Linked DNA regions of Homo sapiens: all the other regions are linked to region 4. A link is a contact called in ENCODE Hi-C or POLR2A ChIA-PET data. All regions are on one chromosome and are shown on one strand. Each heading gives the region's core, a stretch centred on a gene start or an enhancer-like site at or near the end of the contact. The rest is flanking DNA. Distances are from core to core; before and after follow the strand shown.

Region 1 (3,476 bases), core at 495-2,994, 1.2 Mb before region 4:
CCTCTTGATCCGCCCGCCTCGGCCTCCCAAAGTGCCGGGATTACAGGCGTGAGCCACCGCGCCCGGCCAATCGTATTTAACAGACAAGCAAACAAACAAAAAAAGACAGGAGCTCAGTGGCAGGCGCTTCCTCCAAAGTCCAGGTTTTTAAGGAAAGCAGCCCAACCTGGGAAAAAAAAAAAAAAAGAAAAGAAAAGAAAAAAAAGATAATGCTGAACGAAAAGGGCTGAAGACAGAACAAGGACACTAAGAGGAAAAAAGCGCGGGCGATCAAGCTGGTAATCTAAGGATGGGAGGGAGGGAATAAAGAGAACAAGTGAGGGACGGATCCTTAAAGAAAACTAGGACAGCCCCCCAGCTGGGCGCCCCCCGAGCAGGCCAAACACGCCAGCAACAACGGGAGTGCTTTCCAATTCTTCGCCCCCGTTTTCTACTTTCACAGATGAATGAAAGTGCACAACTCCAGAGCAGGATGCCTTTCCTGTCTCAATCCCGCCCGCGCTCCGGGAGCGGAGCTCGTGGTTACGATCCCCTTCGCTCACACCTCTTCCCTCACCCACGGTTTGCCACCTCCGGATCAAACAGAAACGGGTTCCTTGGCCGTTAGGAAGTTGTGCATACAAGTCTAGCATCCTTTCTCAGACTTTCTCGGCCCGCCTTTTAGAACGTGAGCGGGTTGGCCCTACAGGGATTTCTCCTCGCCCCCGTCAGTTTATTCCCCACCCCACCCTCCGTTCCCCTTTCTTGGAGTGTGAACCACCTCTCCCTTCTTGGGACGCTTAGGGACCGTTCCATTCACATCTTTTTTGGTACAAACACAGAATGCGGTCTGCACCCGGCGCAGTTTCGTAAGGGGTGTAAAGGTGAGGGCAAGGAACAAGGAATTCCAAAGGCCCCGCACCCTCAGCATCTCCCGCCATTTCCCTGACGAGTTTCCCGGATGTAACCCCTTACCCGAGGCGGTTTAGACACCAGACGGTGGCGGCTCCCTTTGGTGCAGGAGGAGGGAACTCGACTCTGGTCCAGCCTCCGCCGCCCGGAGTTTCCGGCGACTCCAAATTGTGCCCCACCTCCGAGGCCATGGGGGAAAAATAAACTACCCAGTAGATCTCCTTCACTTTGCACTCACCATCAGTTCCAGCTTATCGACCTCCGCCTCCATGTTGAATAGTTGACATTCCGCAGACCGCGGCGGCGCTTAAGCCGCAAGCCGTACTAGCACGGAGGGCCTCCATTGGACAGCTGTCACTCAACATCTCGCACTCATTGGCTCCTCCGTTCCACCGGCTCCCGCCCATTGGAGACTGGGTAACGCCCCTCTGCATGAGACACATTTTCCTGTTGGGCAAAGGCACAAAACGCCGCAGGAGGATTGGCTGCTGTGCAAATTTTTTTTTCCATTGGCTGCCCCCTCCTCTCTACTTTCAATTTTGTAGTTAGGGCTCTGCAGAGAAGAGCTTGAGATTGGTGCAATTGGAAGAAGAGCCAACCAATCACACCAGAGCTTCCACCGACAGCAGAGGGGACGTAACACACCTTCTTTCCCCTCCGGCTTTCCTTCCCCTTCTCTCCCGCCTTCTCCTTATTCATACCAGAAGCGCCTCAGCTCTGATTGGCTGGAGCTCTGTGCTATCTCAGCCAATCACAAGCCGGGCTGTGCTCCTACACCATCCGAAGAGCGAATCGTGCAGAGACCGTGTCTACGATTGGCCTCTCCCTGACAAGGATTTAATTTTGAATTTTTCTTTATGGCGTGGGAGAGGCCACAGCCCGGACTCCATCGACTCCCCCGGCTCTTAGACTAGTAAGTGCAGGAACGATTATTTCTTTGTTATCTGAGCTCGCGTCTTGAGTAGCTGGGCCTGTTGCTGCTTGTGTTTTTATGGTTTAGGGAGGTGGGGACTTTGGCTGGACACGAAGGGGAAATGGAAAGGAGGAAGGGGAGGTTTGGGGCTGGGGAAGAAGTGCTCGGCCTGGCTTCATCTTAACCATACTTCTATTTAATTAACACTTCGCAAGATACGTTTTGGAGCAAAGCATCTGCCTTCCTTTTGAACATTTCTTTACATATTTGCTGCTCAATGCAAGTCCACAGATCAGCGGCATCCGCATCTCTTGTTTGCTTGTTACAAATGCAAATTATCGGACTCCACCCAAATTTACTAAATCAGAATATACATTTTAACAAGATTTCCCTGAGTGATTTCTATGCACATTAAAGTTTAAGTTGGTACATTTCTTGACTGGGAATATTACTATGTTACTCGATATTGTCTGGCATGCTGTTAGAGTGTCAATTTTAAATGCGTGTCCTGTTTACTGAGTGCCTAATACTGTGCGGGATGAGACTTTAGGGAGCTGCAGTCTCTTTGGAAAAACAAGACAGAACAAAAACAGCAATGCTTAAAAAAAAAAAAGCATAAAACATAAAATTTAAAAAAAGCAAGTACCCAGAAATAGTGCTATGGGTGTTCAAGAAGAATCAATTGGACTGCTAATGGAAATTAAGTAATTGAAGGCTATTTGTGGAGGAGCGCAAGAGACTTCCATAAAAATGTGTTTTAGGAAGATGGCAATGAAATGCAACAGTCATTTCCGTTGCTGCTACAGCTTTGAAAGTACCCCAGAACAAAGAACTTTTCTTCTCTTTCTTTCTTTTTTTTTTTTTTCTTTTTTTGTGACGGAGTCTCGCTCTGTCGCCTAGGCTGGAGTACAGTGGCACAATCTCGGCCCACTACAACCTCAGCCTCCTGAGTAGCTGGGAGTACAGGCGCACGCCAGCACGCCCGGCTAATTTTTGTATTTTTAGTAGAGACGGGGTTTCACCCTCTTGGCCAGGATGGTCTCGATTTCCTGACCTCGTGATCCACCAGCCTCAGCCTCCCAAAGTGCTGGGATTACAGGCGTGAGCCACCACGCTCGGCCGCAAAGAACTTTTCATATCATTGGGTGGAGTTTTCACAGAAGCAGCAGCGCCAACTCCTGCAAAAGACTGTAATTCTTACTGTATTATTTATTGCATCTTCCTATTGGAAAATAGCTTTAGACCCATCTTTTAGCCATATGAAGATGTGGTATGATATGAAGAAGTAAAAACCTCCCTAACCAAGAGAATTTGACAATATTAGAATATATTCCTTAACTAAAATAACACTTGCTAGCTAACACTTAGCAGGAATGCTTCTTTTCATTCTTTATTGAATGAAACATTATTTAGCTCCTGCTGTATTCTAGATGCTGGGAAAACAAAGATGAATGAAATTTGTCACACCCTTGAAAAGCTCACAGTCCAGCAGGATGACAAACATACAAGCAAAAATTACAATGAAATGTAATACATTTTATAATAAAGATGTGTATAAAGTGCTATAGAAGTGCAAAAGAGATGACATTTCAGCCAGTATAAATTCTGTAAGGAGGCTGGGCATGGTGCCTCACACCTGTAATCCCAGCACTCTGGGAGGATGAAGCGGGCG
Region 2 (3,307 bases), core at 270-2,769, 1.5 Mb after region 4:
TTCTTATCCTGAGCCCAGCTTTGGCTCTGGTCAGCAGGTGCACAAAGTGCCATCCGTACCAAACAGGGCAGAAGAAGTCTTAATTCTGGATCACTTAAAGATGCCAGGCAAACAACATCCACCTTCTGCATTGCCTCAAAAGCAAAAGGGCTGACAAACTGAAGACTTGTACATTCAGTCATTATTACTGTTTGTTGATCCTAATGGTAAAAATACAAATGAAAGTAGGAGTTTAACTTTCACATGTATGAACACCCAACTTTCTAAAAACCCTGAAAAATGTGGTGTATCTTTAATAGGTCCCTATGTTGGCAATGTTCCTGGCACAATCAAGACAAGGCTTCTCTGTCTCCCTAGGTTTATACTGTCACCTGGGAAATGGGAAAGAAAACAGAGTATATTAATGTCTCTTCCAGCCTCAGGAATCTTCTGCTCTAATACTCATATTTTACAAAGAAGGAATATGAAGCCCAGAGAGATGAAGTAACACGCCCAAAATAGTATTACTAGTTAGAGGCACAATCCAAGGCTGAATCCTCATCTACTAAAATCCCAGTCCAAGACTTTCTCCACTATATCAGTCACATGAGCTCCACAAAATGTAAACAAAAGTGAATGGTCATAGTTAAGTGCTTTCTTTCATACCCCGATAGTTTCACATGCCTACCCCGATATACATCAAGAACTATTGGGCTTCTCTTTCTCACCCTCCATGAGTCGGTGGAAAAACTAGCAAATCACTGGGCAGAACCAATGCCAGATTCAAGGCTCTGGAGGCCACAACACTATCCTATGTCCCCTGTGTTACCGGGTAAAAAGCAGATGTGTGGGTGCTATGTGAGAAAGACGCGTCTCATTAGCGCACTTCTCTGTCTCCAGGAATCATCCAAGGCACAAAAAGTAAACAAAAAGGCAGTGAGCTGGCAGCCAAAGCAGTCCCCTCTCAAGGCCGACCGACTAGCAGCAGCGTGGGTAAAAGTCGTGGGTAAAAACTGCTTTGCTTTCAGGGAGGGGCTGCTCTTTTAACAGAGGGGCGGGCTGACTGGAGCAGAGGAGCCAAGACCTGCGTGCTCCTCCGTCTCGCCCCGGGCGCAACTAGAACCAATAAGTCCCTCAGGCTGAGCAAAGTCTGGCCAGGCTCCGACACGGACCTAGGAACGCGCTGAGGCCAGAGAAGCGGACGCTTCATACCTTAAGATCTACCCTCCAGCCTCACGGAACCGCACACGGACTCCGCGTCCTAGAGGCGGGACGCGGCAGAAATCGAGAGCGCGGTCCGATGTTGGGCCTAGGCGATATCCGGAACCCCAAACCCTAGTTGTGCCTCGAGTCGACTCGGACACCAAGAACTCAGACGCCGGGACCAACCGGGTTGTCGATACAAAGTGGGAAGGATGGGGGCACCACACAAAGGCAGAACCGGGACTGTAGGAACGGAAAAGCGGGAGACTTTTTCAACCTGCACCCAGCACCTTCATTCATCCCCAGCGTCTGACTCCCGTCGGCCACCGTACTGGTCTGAGAGGAAGGGTGGCTGCGAGAGGAAAGGCAGAGACGTCGGCGCCAATGCAACTGTGCGCGTGCGCGGCCCCGCCCCTTTCTCCACTTTATTTGCCCTGCCCTACTTGTTCGCCAAAAATTTAGAAATGTGATTCTGGTAGGCTCTGATTTCCAGAGCCTACCAGCTCCTTCCTTTTAGACAAGCAAGCCACTGAGCCCCTCAGAACTTAAATTTCATCATCACAGGATTGCCATGGCATTCAAATGGCATAACGTGTGTTAAAATCGTTCCCACTATTCTTTGACACTAGTGGTACCAAACTGTACTCTTTAAATCTTTGCCTGTGCCTTCCCAGAACCAAAATTCTAGAATCCCAGGATTTGTGGGAGAATTTTAAAAGTGATCTAACCCCAAACTTTCTTCCGCTCTTGACCTCACACCTCCGCTGTCAGAAGTTAAACACCTTCCTTTCAGGTTCTTAACTTGGGGGACCCATAGAACCTTAGAGAGGCAATGCACGGGGATTCAGGAATTCTCTGGAATCCGTTCAGAACTGAGTGCTCGGCACTTCTTCTGGGAAGAGGGTCCAAAACTTTCAACAACTTCTCAAAGGAAGTCTGATCACTCAGAAAAGAACCACTAGTCTATATATGAAGAACCGCTAGTCCATATGTCTTCATACTATTTATTGTTCCTAGTTCGATCAACGTTTATTTGGCAACTTCTATTTACCAGATATTGTGCTAGGAGCTGGAAATAAAAATATTTTACAAAGATATAGCACTTTATAACCTCTTTAAAAATAAAGTCAGAGCCGGGCGTGGTGTCTCATGCCTGTAATCCCAGCGCTTTGGGAAGCCGAGGCGGGCGGATCACCTGAGGTCAGGAGTTCGAGACCAGCCTGACGCAACATGACTAAACCCCAACTCTACAAAAAATATAAAAATTAGGCCGAGCACGATGGCTCATGCCTGTAATCCTAGCACTTTGGGAGGCCGAGGCAGGCAGATCACGAGGCCAGGAGTTCGAGACCAGCCTGACCAACATGGTGAAACTCCGCCTCTACTAAAAATGCAAAAATTAGCCAGGCGTGGTGGTGTGCGCCTGTAATCTCAGCTACTTGGGAGGCTGAGGCGGGAGCATTGCTTGAACCTGGGAGGCGGAGGTTGTGGTGAGCTGAGATCGTGCCATTGCACTCCAGCCTAGGCAATAAGAGCGAAACTCCGTCTCAAAAAAAAAAAAAAAAAAAAAAAATTACCCCAGCGTGGTGATGGAGCACCTGTAGTCCCAGCTACTTCGGAGGCTGAGACAGGAAAATCACTTGAACCTAGGAGGCAGATGTTTCAGTGAGCAGAGATCATGCCACCGCACTCCAGCCTGGGCAACAGAGCCAGACTCCATCTCAAAAATATATATATATATATGACTTTCAACATAGATCAGCAAAGGAAGAAAAGAATTGTGTGTTGCAATGCTTCTGAAAATTTTTTCCACCTGACCCACAATAATACATTTCACATTGTGACCCAGAAAAAACATATGTATATATCCACATACAAAAATAAGTGTAAGTGTATAAATTTATATGCTATATAAACATATAAATATATAACATATAAACCCACATTTACATGGAAACAAATATTTCGTATAATAACACACACACTACATGTTTCTACTTCTCTTTAAAAAACTGCTGGTCACTGCACACTAAAACTGATTTCACACTCTATTAATGGGTTGCACACTGTACTGTCCTAGCATTTTTAAGCTAATATTTGGGATTTATTTATTGAACACTTGCTA
Region 3 (3,314 bases), core at 803-3,302, 1.2 Mb before region 4:
ATAATCCCAGCACTTTGGGAGGCCGGGGTGGGCAGATCACCTGGGGTTGGAAGTTCGAGACCAGCCTGGCTAACGTGGGGAAACCCCATCTCTACTAAAAATACAAGTTTAGGTGGGCGTGGTGGTACGTGCTTGTAATCCCAGCTACTTGGGAGGCTGAGGCAGAAGAATTGCTTGAGGAGACGGAGACAGGGAATAGGAGATGGAGGTTGCCGTGATCCCAGATAGCACCACTGCACTTCAGCCTGGGTGACAGAGTGAGACTCTGTCTCACAAAAAAAAAAAAAAAAAATTTTAGGCCGGAGGCGAGGTGTGGTGGCTGACACCTGTAATCCCAGCACTTTGGGAGGCCGAGGTGGGTGGATGATGTGAGGTCGGGAGTTCGAGACCAGCCTGGCCAACATGGTGAAACACCATCTCTACTAAAAATACAAAAATTAGCCGCCCATGGTGGTGCACCTGTAATCCCAGCTCCTTGGGAGGCTGAGGCAGTAGAATCACTTGAACCTGGGAGGTGGAGTTTGCAGTGAGCTTAGATTGCACCACTGTACTCCACTCTGGGCAACAGAGCAAGACTCTGTCTCAAAATATATATAATATATATTATTATGTATATATATAATATATATTATTATGTATATGTGTAATATATATTATTATGTATATATATAATATATATATTATATCATAATCCCTTCCCTCACTAAGTAATCACTGACCTACTTGGTACAATAAATATTTCCTTGCTTTTAGTAAGAACACACCCCTAAATGCAATGGTTTATTTTGCTTGCTTTTGAACTCTATAGAAATAAAATCAGGCCTGGCGCAGTGGCTCTCGCCTGTAATCCCACCACTTTGGGAGGCCGAGGCGGGCAGATCATGAGATCAGGAGATTGAGACTATCCTGGCCAACATGGTGAAATCCTGTCTCTATTAAAAATACAAAAGTTAGCTGGGTGTGGTCTCACGCACCTGTAATCCCAGCTACTTGGGAGGCTGAGGCAAGAGAATCACTTGCACCGGGGAGCCGGAGGTTGCAGTGAGTCGAGATCGCGCCACTGAACTCTAGCCTGGCCACAGAGCAAGACTGCATCTCCAAAAAAAAAAAAAAAAAAAAAAAAAAATAGAATTATAGGGTATATACACTTTTGTTTCTGATTTCTTTCAATCAACATTTATTTTAAAGATTCAGTCATGTTATTGTATAGTGCTATAGATAATTTTTTTAGATTCAAAGATTTTTATTTTTTACAAAACCCCAGAATAATAAACGTTATAATTATACATTTAAATCTGGTTGTAAGTTTTATCCTGGCAGCTATTTGTCAATATGCCTTCTAGTTAGAGAGGTTCTGCAAGTTATAATTTACATACAAAGATATTTCGCAATTTTTTTTTTTTTTGAGACGGAGTCTCACTCTGTCGCCCAGGCTGGAGTGCAGCGGGGTGATCTCGGCTCACTGCAACCTCCACCTCCTGGTTCGAGCAATTCTCCTGCCTCAGCCTCCTGAGCAGCTGGAACTACAGGTATGCGCCACCACGCCTAATTTTTGCTTTTTTTTTTTTTTTTTTTTTTTTTTTTAGACGGTTTTCGCTCTTGTTGCCCAGGCTGGAGTGCAATGGTGTGATCTCGGTTCACTGCAACTTCCGCCTCCCGGGTTCAAGCGATTGTCCTGCCTCAGCCTCCCGAGTAGCTGGGATTACAGGCGCCCGCCACCACGCCCGGCTAATTTTCGTATTTTTAGTAGAGATGGGGTTTCACCATGTTGGCCAGCCTGGTCTCGAACTCCTGACTTCAGGTGATCCGCCCGCCTTGGCCTCCCAAAGTGCTAGGATTACAGGCGTGAGCCACCGCAGTAGTCCCAGTTTTGTTTTGTTTTTTTGTTTTTTGTTTTTGATATCTCAATTCCTACAGTTGAGGAAACAAACTAGGAGAGGAGAAGAGGAGGCGGAACTCAAGTGACGGGAAAGCAGGAACTGAAGAAGCGGAGGAAGGATTTCAAAATTGGACGAAAGCCGGTCGGTTTTACTAACGGACCGGAAGGACTCTAGAGAACGCTCTGCACTATGGCTGGTCCCGTGAGCTTGCGAGACCTTCTAATGGGAGCATCAGCCTGGATGGGCTCTGAAAGTCCCGGAGGGTCCCCTACTGAGGGCGGAGGGAGCGCGGCTGGCGGACCGGAGCCTCCATGGCGGGAGGATGAGATCTGCGTTGTGGGAATCTTCGGCAAGACGGCTCTACGCCTGAATTCCGAGAAGTTCTCTCTTGTGAATACGGTGTGCGACCGACAGGTCTTTCCTCTCTTTCGCCACCAAGATCCTGGGGATCCAGGACCTGGAATCAGAACTGAGGCTGGCGCCGTGGGTGAGGCCGGTGGAGCCGAGGACCCTGGGGCTGCAGCCGGGGGTTCAGTTCGGGGAAGTGGAGCTGTCGCGGAAGGTAACCGAACTGAGGCAGGCTCCCAGGACTACAGCCTTCTGCAGGCCTACTACAGTCAGGAAAGCAAAGTTCTGTATCTTCTCCTCACCTCCATCTGTGACAATTCACAGCTTCTCCGGGCTTGTCGGGCTCTTCAGAGCGGGGAAGCTGGAGGTGGACTCTCTTTACCTCATGCAGAAGCACACGAGTTCTGGAAGCATCAAGAGAAGCTGCAGTGCCTCAGTCTCCTTTACCTATTCTCTGTCTGTCATATCTTGCTTCTGGTCCATCCCACTTGTTCCTTTGATATCACTTATGATCGAGTATTCAGAGCCCTGGATGGGCTGAGACAGAAGGTCCTGCCGCTCCTTAAAACAGCCATTAAGGATTGTCCAGTTGGCAAAGACTGGAAGCTAAACTGCCGACCTTGCCCACCTAGACTCCTTTTCCTCTTTCAACTCAATGGAGCCCTCAAGGTAGAACCTCCTCGGAACCAAGACCCAGCTCATCCAGACAAGCCCAAGAAACATTCTCCCAAAAGGAGGCTGCAGCATGCCCTGGAGGACCAGATCTATAGAATCTTCCGGAAGAGTCGTGTCTTGACTAATCAGAGCATCAACTGCCTCTTTACTGTGCCTGCCAACCAAGCTTTCGTGTACATAGTACCGGGAAGCCAGGAGGAGGACCCAGTAGGTATGTTGCTGGACCAACTTAGGAGTCATTGTACTGTGAAGGACCCGGAATCTTTGCTGGTGCCTGCACCCCTTTCTGGGCCTAGGCGATACCAGGTGATGAGGCAGCACAGCCGACAACAACTTTCCTTTCACATTGACAGCAGCAGTTCCAGTTCTTCAGGCCAGCTAGTGGATTTCACTCTTCGGGAATTCCTATGG
Region 4 (3,691 bases), core at 1,092-3,591:
AGATCACAAGGTCAGGAGATCCAGACCATCCCGGCTAACACGGTGAAACCCCGTCTCTACTAAAAATACAAAAAAATTAGCCGGGCGTGGTGGCGGGCACCTATAGTCCCAGCTGCTGGGGAGGCTGAGGCAGGAGAATGGCGTGAACCCGGGAGGCGGGGCTTGCAGTGAGCCGAGATCGCGCCACTGCACTCCAGCCTGGGCAACAGAGCAAGACTCGTCTCAAAAAAAAAACATAAATTCATTCCAATAGTTACAAATAAGCTCTTAACAAAGATTTTGCTATCTCTTCAAATACATGTGTTTTAAAATTCAACAGGCAGACACTGTATAAGAAATTAAACAAAAACCTTCCAGTCAGATCAGTTTAAAATGCAATTAACTTCATTTGTATTTACAAACGTACCATCTTAGTTTGATAGGAGATTAAGCAGGCTAGAGCTGAATACAAGTTTAATTTTGGAATTTCTCAATGCCAGGTACATCACTAGTATTCACACCCTCAAACTTAAGAAACACTTCTGAACCTTGAAGCTGTAAATCAGTTTGACTAATGTCCTCTTTCATGCCATGTAAGCCATTGCCTAATTGAGGCCAGACCTGTCAGGCTCAACAGCATCCCGGAAATGACTAGCCTACTAGGGCTGGAAACACATCAAGAATTTGGAATATTTCTCATATTGGGGCAGACAAAAAAAGTTCAAATGAGATTGTCCATAAAAACAATTATTATACTGTTCCACAAGGGAAAAAGAAAGAAAGACATAAAAGGCATATCTGTGTTATTCTGGTAAATCCACCACCACCAATACATCTCAATTCTGTATCTTACTGTCAGGTGATGGTCAACTGAACTTACCCACTTACCCCTCTTCTTCCTATATACGAACAAGAGTTCACTTCTCAAGCCTCATTTTGAATACCCGTCTTTTAATCTAATTACCATTTTATATCCTTAGCTACTAAAACCACCTGGAGCATGGCTGATTTCTTGACTTGGAAACCTGTTAACAATAATGCCTAGCTCCTAATCTTCTTAATGTTTTTTCACTTCTTACCAAGAATATCCATTAAATGTCTAAAAGAAATACAAGCATACACAGATCTACACACACTGAAATCCCAGTCATGAAAAATTAAGACATTCCGGCCATAAACTGTGCAACAAGACACTTCCAGTTAGTGTGTGCTTTAGTGATCATGGACAGCGGTATCAGAGTGAGTGGTAGGGGGTTGGGGCTGCCAACAATATACTGTGCCTCAGAGCCAATAAGCAGCAGGCCGGGACTGGCAGCCAGGCCAGTCTCTAAAGGGAGATTTAACACAATATCTGAATGCTGGACTTCCCAATGCCATTTCATGGAGAGGGATGGAGCGAGAACTGGGCATCAAGTGCAGTCAAAGGCTTTGGTCAACGTCGGAGGAGATGAAACCTAAGACAAGGTCTGGTGCCAACGCCAGCTGTCCAGTCTCATCTCACCTCAAACACAACTTCATTTCAGATCGTTCTTATCAAAGTCAGCCGCTCAAACGGTGAAGGGTGGCAGAAGCGGATGGCCACAGCCCTCAAGAGACAGGCATAGGCTCTGGGAAAAGGCAGGGACTCCCCAGATACGAAGGGGCTTCCAGTAGCAGAGAGGAGCGCTTTGCAGCCGCCTCCTCGTCCCCTTCCAGCTAAGGCTGTTAGGAACGAGGTTAGGATGTTATTTGAGGTTTTTATGAAGGAATGATAGGAGAAAATGGCAATGAAGGATGAGGGGGGCTGGATGGGCTGGAGCCGCCCAAGAAAACGGGGAGAGGACTTCCCTGGACACATCCAGGATCACAACGCCACCAGCGAGCACGGGCACTGCCCTGCCAGCGCCGATCCCCCTCTCTCAGGACAAGCCCCTTTCCAAACGGCCCTAATTCCCAAACGCTGCTTCCCACCCGACCTCTCTCCTCCACCACACTCCCCAAGGCCGGCCGCCTTTCCCTTCCGCCTCAGGCGCCCCACGCCCTCAATCTCCCCTCTCCCTCCCGGTTACCCACCCTCCAGGCTGCCCGTCGCGGGCCTCCCAGGCAGCTCGCCCAGACCCCTCCCCCCTCACCTCTCCTCAGCGCCTCCTCGTAGCTGAGGAATCCGATCCGTGACTCCTTGGCACCCATGCTCCCCTCATCCCCTCGGCGGGGGGTCGGAGCCTGATCTCGCCCCCACCCCCCTCCCGCCTTCTCCTCGGCGTCCCTGGGTGACGGTGACGGTGTCGGCGTCCCCCGCCCCCACCTCCCCCCACACTAACAAGTGCGGCTTCTGCCCCGGCGGCTCCTCCCGGTCGCCGCCACCGCCTCCATGCCGGATCACGTGACTCTTCCGCCCCGCCCCCTTCCCCTGCCTCCTACTCCGCCCTTCTCTCTCCTCTCTCTCCTCCCTCTCCTTCCCTCCTCACGCCCTCTTGCCACTTCCGCCCCCTCCCGCCAGCTCCGCCGAGGGTCACGGGACCCGAGGCCAGACACTGTTCCCGGTAACGGCCGCCCAGGGCCGCACGCTCCGCCCCTCCCCAAGCTAACCGCGCGCAGGAGCGCCGGGGAGGGGGACGCATCTCCGCACGTAACGCATCGTCCCATCTTCCCGCCAATCGCAGCCGCGCGCCCCGCCCGGGCGCCTCCGCTGGCGACGGGGGGTGGTGACTTCCGGGGCGCTTGAGGACGACCCCCCCCGCCCCCGCGCCCACATGTTCTGGCGTTCGGCGGGTGGGGTCCGAGCAGCTGACGGTTAGTGTGGCAGTTGCCGGGACCTAACATGGAAGACCGCAGAATCTTAGGGAATGGGGTTCTGAGGGATGCGGCATATGGCTCAGAAGAGAAAGGAGTGGGTAGGCAGGGAGCTCCCAACCTTAGGGACGTCTTTGACTGGGAGGGCGTTGTGAAAGGAAAGGAGAATCTCAAGGCTTTCCTGTGACAAAAGAATGCTCACACCTAGCGGGAGATCCCTGAGGAAAGTGGACCTTGTTAACGAAGTGGATCTGCCTTTTCGGGTCATCTCGCCTGCCCGGCCCACCTTCTCCTCCTGACCATGCCTCTTGTACACATTCTCTGGAAAGCGCTGTGCAAAAGGCTTATCCTCTCTCCCAGAGTTTCTCCCCGAGAAACATGAGGGCTACAAGGCTTAGCGTGGAGTCGTTTTAATCTGTGGTAAAATATACGTAACAAAATGTACCATTTTCACAATTTCTAAGTGAGTTCAGTGGCGTTAAGAACATTGATATTGTTTTGCATCCATTGCCACGTCCCATTTCCCACCGTTTTTCATCTTGCAAAAGGGAAACTCTGTGCCTATTAAACGGTAACTCCCCAATCCCCCTCCCACTGGTCCGTGGCAACCGCTGTCCTACTATCAATTTCACTACTCTTAAGTATTTCCTCTGAGTGGAACTCTGCAGACTTTCTCTTTTGTGACTGGCTTATTTCACTTGGCATCGTGCCTTCCAGGTTCATGGTGTGGCAGCATGTGACTGACTCTCCCACTCCACCTCTCCATTTCCCAAAGAATGAAAAGCAGGGATGTGAACAGGTATTTGTGCCCCCGTGTTTATAGCAGCATTATTCACGAGAGCCAAAAGGTGAACACAACCTATAGGAAACCATAAATGGAGAAACCAAATGGGGTGTATATGTACAGTGGAATTATTATTTAGTTCCTTGATTTTCAACT
Region 5 (3,437 bases), core at 329-2,828, 1.3 Mb before region 4:
CTGATGTTACAACAGACTAGCTACTTATTTGAACCTGAGATTCTGCCCCAATTGAAAATGTTGACGGTAGTTCAAAGCGATCTTGGGAACAACAACAACAAAAATATGTAAATACAAGAAACAGTATTATGTTTGCAAGCCTCAATTTAATCAATTTAGGAAGTAACTGAAAAGTTTTTAACAAGAAAAAGGATACAATTAAACGTATACTTATTGTATTGTATACTTTGTTTTTATATTACTGACATTTACTTTCACTCCATTCTAGAATTAAACCCTCCTAAAACCAAGATAAGTTTACAAAACCTTTATAATACTTTATATGAGGAATTAAGGAGAAAATTACTCATTAATCTCATCATGACTCTGTAGGGCCAGAAAGAACCTGGGAGATGCAGATTCTGTAACCTGCAACGGGGTGGACAATAAGACTACTGAATGACTAGTTTCAAGTGGAATATCCATAACATAGTTACCCCTTACTAAAAAGCAAGGATTTCCTATTTCAGTATCTGAAAGGTTCAAAATTTGATAATGATTACACAATTATGTTCAATAAACAATCTTTTAAAATATATTCCTAGCCTTTACTTACATATCCTACATATCCCAACTATTTTAACTCACAGCTTACAAGAATCAGTTATAAAAAGAAGAGTTTGTTCTGGAAACTACACATGAGATAATATATGCTGATTCAATCTAGGAAGGAAGGGCAGAAGCCTGCAAAATGTGCCACTGAGAGGGAAAGATGACTATCCATTTGGAAGGAGATTTAGATCAGCTCAAGAACTCGCAAGGACTGGTGGCGAGTGGCAGGGTACATCCATCTGATGAATCTGCAGTTTTGGTCGGAAAAGGATGCTGTTTGCAAACACCCGGTGGGGATGAGTACCTGTGCCAAGACATCCTTGAAAACTCCAGGATACGCACCACCTGACTGCGGAACAGTGAGCACAAGACACCCGGAGCGCTGCAGAATGGGCACGGCATCCTTGGTACCGGGCCAGCCCTCTCCACAGCGGCAGGGGCGGGGTAGGGGTGCCCTACTGGAGGGAGGACATGGGCACGACTCCCCGAATAAAAACCGCTCATCGGGTGGGGGCGGGGACTAACCACCACCCTCACAACCCCCTCACCTCCACGCTCTGTTCATCCATTGCCTCCGGCTCTCGGCGGGGCCGCTGGCGACCCGCAGGCTCCGCAGTCTGACCTCTTAGGCGCCGGCCCGAGGTCGCCAGATCAAATCGCCGATAAAAGCCCGGCGCCCACGTCAGGGGGCTCTGACAACCGCCCCACCTGCGCGCCCCATCTCTTCAGGTCCAGCGCCGCCTACCCCCATTTCGCCATTTTTACCGGCGCGCCCGCCCCGAGGCGCAGAAGTAGGGCGAACGGTGGCCGCAGCTCCTTTCTCCCGGCTCAGCCGCCGGCCAGCAGCCGCGCCGGAACCTCGGCCCACGTGACGCGGGCGCGCGCCTATGGAACTGACGGTGGAGTTCAGCGAAGAAGGTGCCGCAGAGAATTCGCAAACACCAACCGTAACCAGAGCAGCTGGGGGCGCGGCGGCGAGAGAAGCTGCGAAGCGCATGCGCGCAGGACGCTGTGGGAGGGGAAAGGAGGGGAGGAGCGTGGAGCGATCGCCTAGTTCCCGCGTTGCGGGGCGCATACGAGACTTGGCGACTCGCTGCCTCAGGGTTGCGTGCCTCCGGCCCTAGCCTGCGCAGGCGGCCTGAGCTTGGGGCTCTGCTACGCCACCCACGCCCACCTTGGCGGAGGGCGGGGCCCCACGGCTCTCAAACTTGCGCGCCAAAGACGGAGCCACCTGGCGTACTGGTGGAAAGCGCAGACTTCAGAGCCACACCCGTAGTTAAGTATTCGGACTCTGAGATTCCAGGGTGGGGCCCAGGCCATCCGCGTTTTCACCCAGCATCGTGTGATTCGGCAGCAGGTGGTCTGTGGCCCGCACTTTGAGAAACCCTGGTGCAGAAGGTTCATGGTTAGTGGTTCTCTCTGGAAGGAACAGTCTAAGGTTTGTAGGACTTGCGTTCCACCTACCAAAGCTAATCGAGTTAGAAGGCTCCAAACTGAGGTGTCATTTCTCATTACGGTGGTGAGAGGACGGGACCACACACTGTGAAGTCTTCGTTCCCACATCCCACACTTCATTCTTGCCGCCTAAGTTGTCGCCGTGGGACTATTGAAAGGGTATCAGCGATATTCATCTTTCCTATAAATGGGATCTGCTTTCTACAGTTTCCTGCCAGATGTGTAAAGATTGCAAGAATTGAAGGTTTGTGAGACAAAGAGGGCATATCAAATTCGTAATTTGAATTTAATTTTTCCTGTATTTATTGCAAACAACTAATTATACTTAACCGACCTAGAGTGCACATGTAGAGAATCACTAATAATCTAGAAATAAGTTCTTGAATATCAGGCATTTAGGCTTATAGGTGGTGGGTAGCAACAATTTTTTTTAACTACTTGGGTCATGAACAAGATATAATTTAGAAAGATTAATCTGAGACTGAAAAATTCTTTCAGTAAGAATTATTTGTGGTCTTTGACCTACATGGAGCTATTTTTACGAAAATGGCCTCAGTTGTACATTTTTAAATGGTTGATGGTTAATATTATGAGAATTTTACTTAAAAGAATTATTTATAGAATGCAGTGCTAGGCCTGGCGTGGTGGCTCACACCTGTAATCCCAGCACTTTGGGAGGCCGAGGCTGGCGAATCACCTGAGGTCGGGAGTTCGAGACCAGCCTGACCAACATGGAGAAACCCCGTCTCTACTAAAAATACAAAATTAGCCGGGCGTGGTGGCGCATGCCTGTAATCCCAGCTACTGGGGAGGCTGAGGCAGAAGAATCGCTCGAACCCAGGAGGCGGAGGTTGCGGTGAGCCGAGATCGCGCCATTGCACTCCAACCTGGGCAACAAGAGTGAAACTCCGTCTCAAAAAAAAAAAAAAAAAAAATGCAATGCTGTACTTGGGATTCAGAGTAATGAGAAGTGGCCCTTGCTCTCAAGGAGCAGTACAGAAGACAAATAAGACAAATTGCAATACTTACATGATAAATAGTTAAGATTCTTGTATGTTTGCCGAAGAACCTAAGAATGTCGAAGGACTTATTGCACCAATTCATAATAGCGAACAATTAGAAACCTGTACAGCTGATTAGAGGCCGTTGGTTGCAAGCAAAAAGGATAACTTGAGCAAAATAAATAATTTAGTTGGCAAGATGCTAAACTCACATCGTTTGCCAAGCCCTGGGGTTTGAGAGCCAACGGTCTGCTCCATCAGAATCCCTTAAAGGCTGACCTTGCTGCCCTCCCCACAAGAAAAATCTCCTAACTTCATACATATCCTTAAATAACTTGCTGTTATACAACTTACTTGTTATATTATTTGTATAACTTGCTGTTATAGAGC

What was found. A loop is a pair of places that touch in the nucleus more often than their neighbours do. ChIA-PET counts read pairs that join two places held with the same protein, here RNA polymerase II (POLR2A). Pooled maps may share reads with other maps.
Region 1: a loop to region 4 is called in a map of naive thymus-derived CD4-positive, alpha-beta T cell, with 30 times the contacts of the local background. The contact joins the promoter of PRR11 here to the promoter of USP32 in region 4. A Hi-C loop is called at or near these places in 1 of 168 maps with a recorded cell type or tissue (naive thymus-derived CD4-positive, alpha-beta T cell), 1 of 37 single-sample maps with no recorded cell type and 15 of 50 pooled maps. POLR2A ChIA-PET finds 5 or more read pairs at or near these places in 2 of 52 experiments (T-cell and naive thymus-derived CD4-positive, alpha-beta T cell).
Region 2: a loop to region 4 is called in a map of CD8-positive, alpha-beta T cell, with 7 times the contacts of the local background. The contact joins the promoter of INTS2 here to the promoter of USP32 in region 4. A Hi-C loop is called at or near these places in 1 of 168 maps with a recorded cell type or tissue (CD8-positive, alpha-beta T cell), 1 of 37 single-sample maps with no recorded cell type and 8 of 50 pooled maps.
Region 3: a loop to region 4 is called in a pooled map, with 7 times the contacts of the local background. The contact joins the promoter of SMG8 here to the promoter of USP32 in region 4. A Hi-C loop is called at or near these places in 3 of 50 pooled maps.
Region 5: a loop to region 4 is called in a map of CD4-positive, alpha-beta T cell, with 4 times the contacts of the local background. The contact joins the promoter of TRIM37 here to the promoter of USP32 in region 4. A Hi-C loop is called at or near these places in 3 of 168 maps with a recorded cell type or tissue (CD4-positive, alpha-beta T cell, CD8-positive, alpha-beta T cell and naive thymus-derived CD4-positive, alpha-beta T cell), 1 of 37 single-sample maps with no recorded cell type and 13 of 50 pooled maps. POLR2A ChIA-PET finds 5 or more read pairs at or near these places in 1 of 52 experiments (activated T-cell).

What each region holds. Positions count from the first base shown.
Region 1 is chr17:59,154,002-59,157,477 of GRCh38, forward strand. PRR11 (proline rich 11) reads left to right here and starts at 1,745. Exons shown (of 10, transcript NM_018304.4): 1 at 1,745-1,804. It overlaps SKA2 (spindle and kinetochore associated complex subunit 2), which reads right to left and starts at 1,185. Exons shown (of 4, transcript NM_182620.4): 1 at 1,130-1,185. The coding sequence starts at 1,162. RefSeq lists enhancers at 973-1,212, 1,873-1,922.
Region 2 is chr17:61,926,463-61,929,769 of GRCh38, forward strand. INTS2 (integrator complex subunit 2) reads right to left here and starts at 1,520. Exons shown (of 25, transcript NM_001351695.2): 1 at 1,192-1,520; 2 at 1-200. The coding sequence starts at 182. RefSeq lists a silencer at 1,551-1,650.
Region 3 is chr17:59,207,983-59,211,296 of GRCh38, forward strand. It overlaps SMG8 (SMG8 nonsense mediated mRNA decay factor), which reads left to right and starts at 2,053. Exons shown (of 4, transcript NM_018149.7): 1 at 2,053-3,314. The coding sequence starts at 2,070. RefSeq lists an enhancer at 1,862-1,931.
Region 4 is chr17:60,389,792-60,393,482 of GRCh38, forward strand. USP32 (ubiquitin specific peptidase 32) reads right to left here and starts at 2,342. Exons shown (of 34, transcript NM_032582.4): 1 at 2,091-2,342. The coding sequence starts at 2,148. RefSeq lists an enhancer at 2,057-2,898 and silencers at 2,073-2,132, 2,163-2,382, 2,493-2,812.
Region 5 is chr17:59,105,302-59,108,738 of GRCh38, forward strand. TRIM37 (tripartite motif containing 37) reads right to left here and starts at 1,579. Exons shown (of 24, transcript NM_015294.6): 1 at 1,140-1,579. The coding sequence starts at 1,160. LOC124904039 (a long non-coding RNA gene) reads left to right here and starts at 1,795. Exons shown (of 2, transcript XR_007065864.1): 1 at 1,795-2,290. RefSeq lists enhancers at 667-1,326, 983-1,032, 1,243-1,372, 1,327-1,986, 1,463-1,562 and 2 more and a silencer at 1,693-1,802.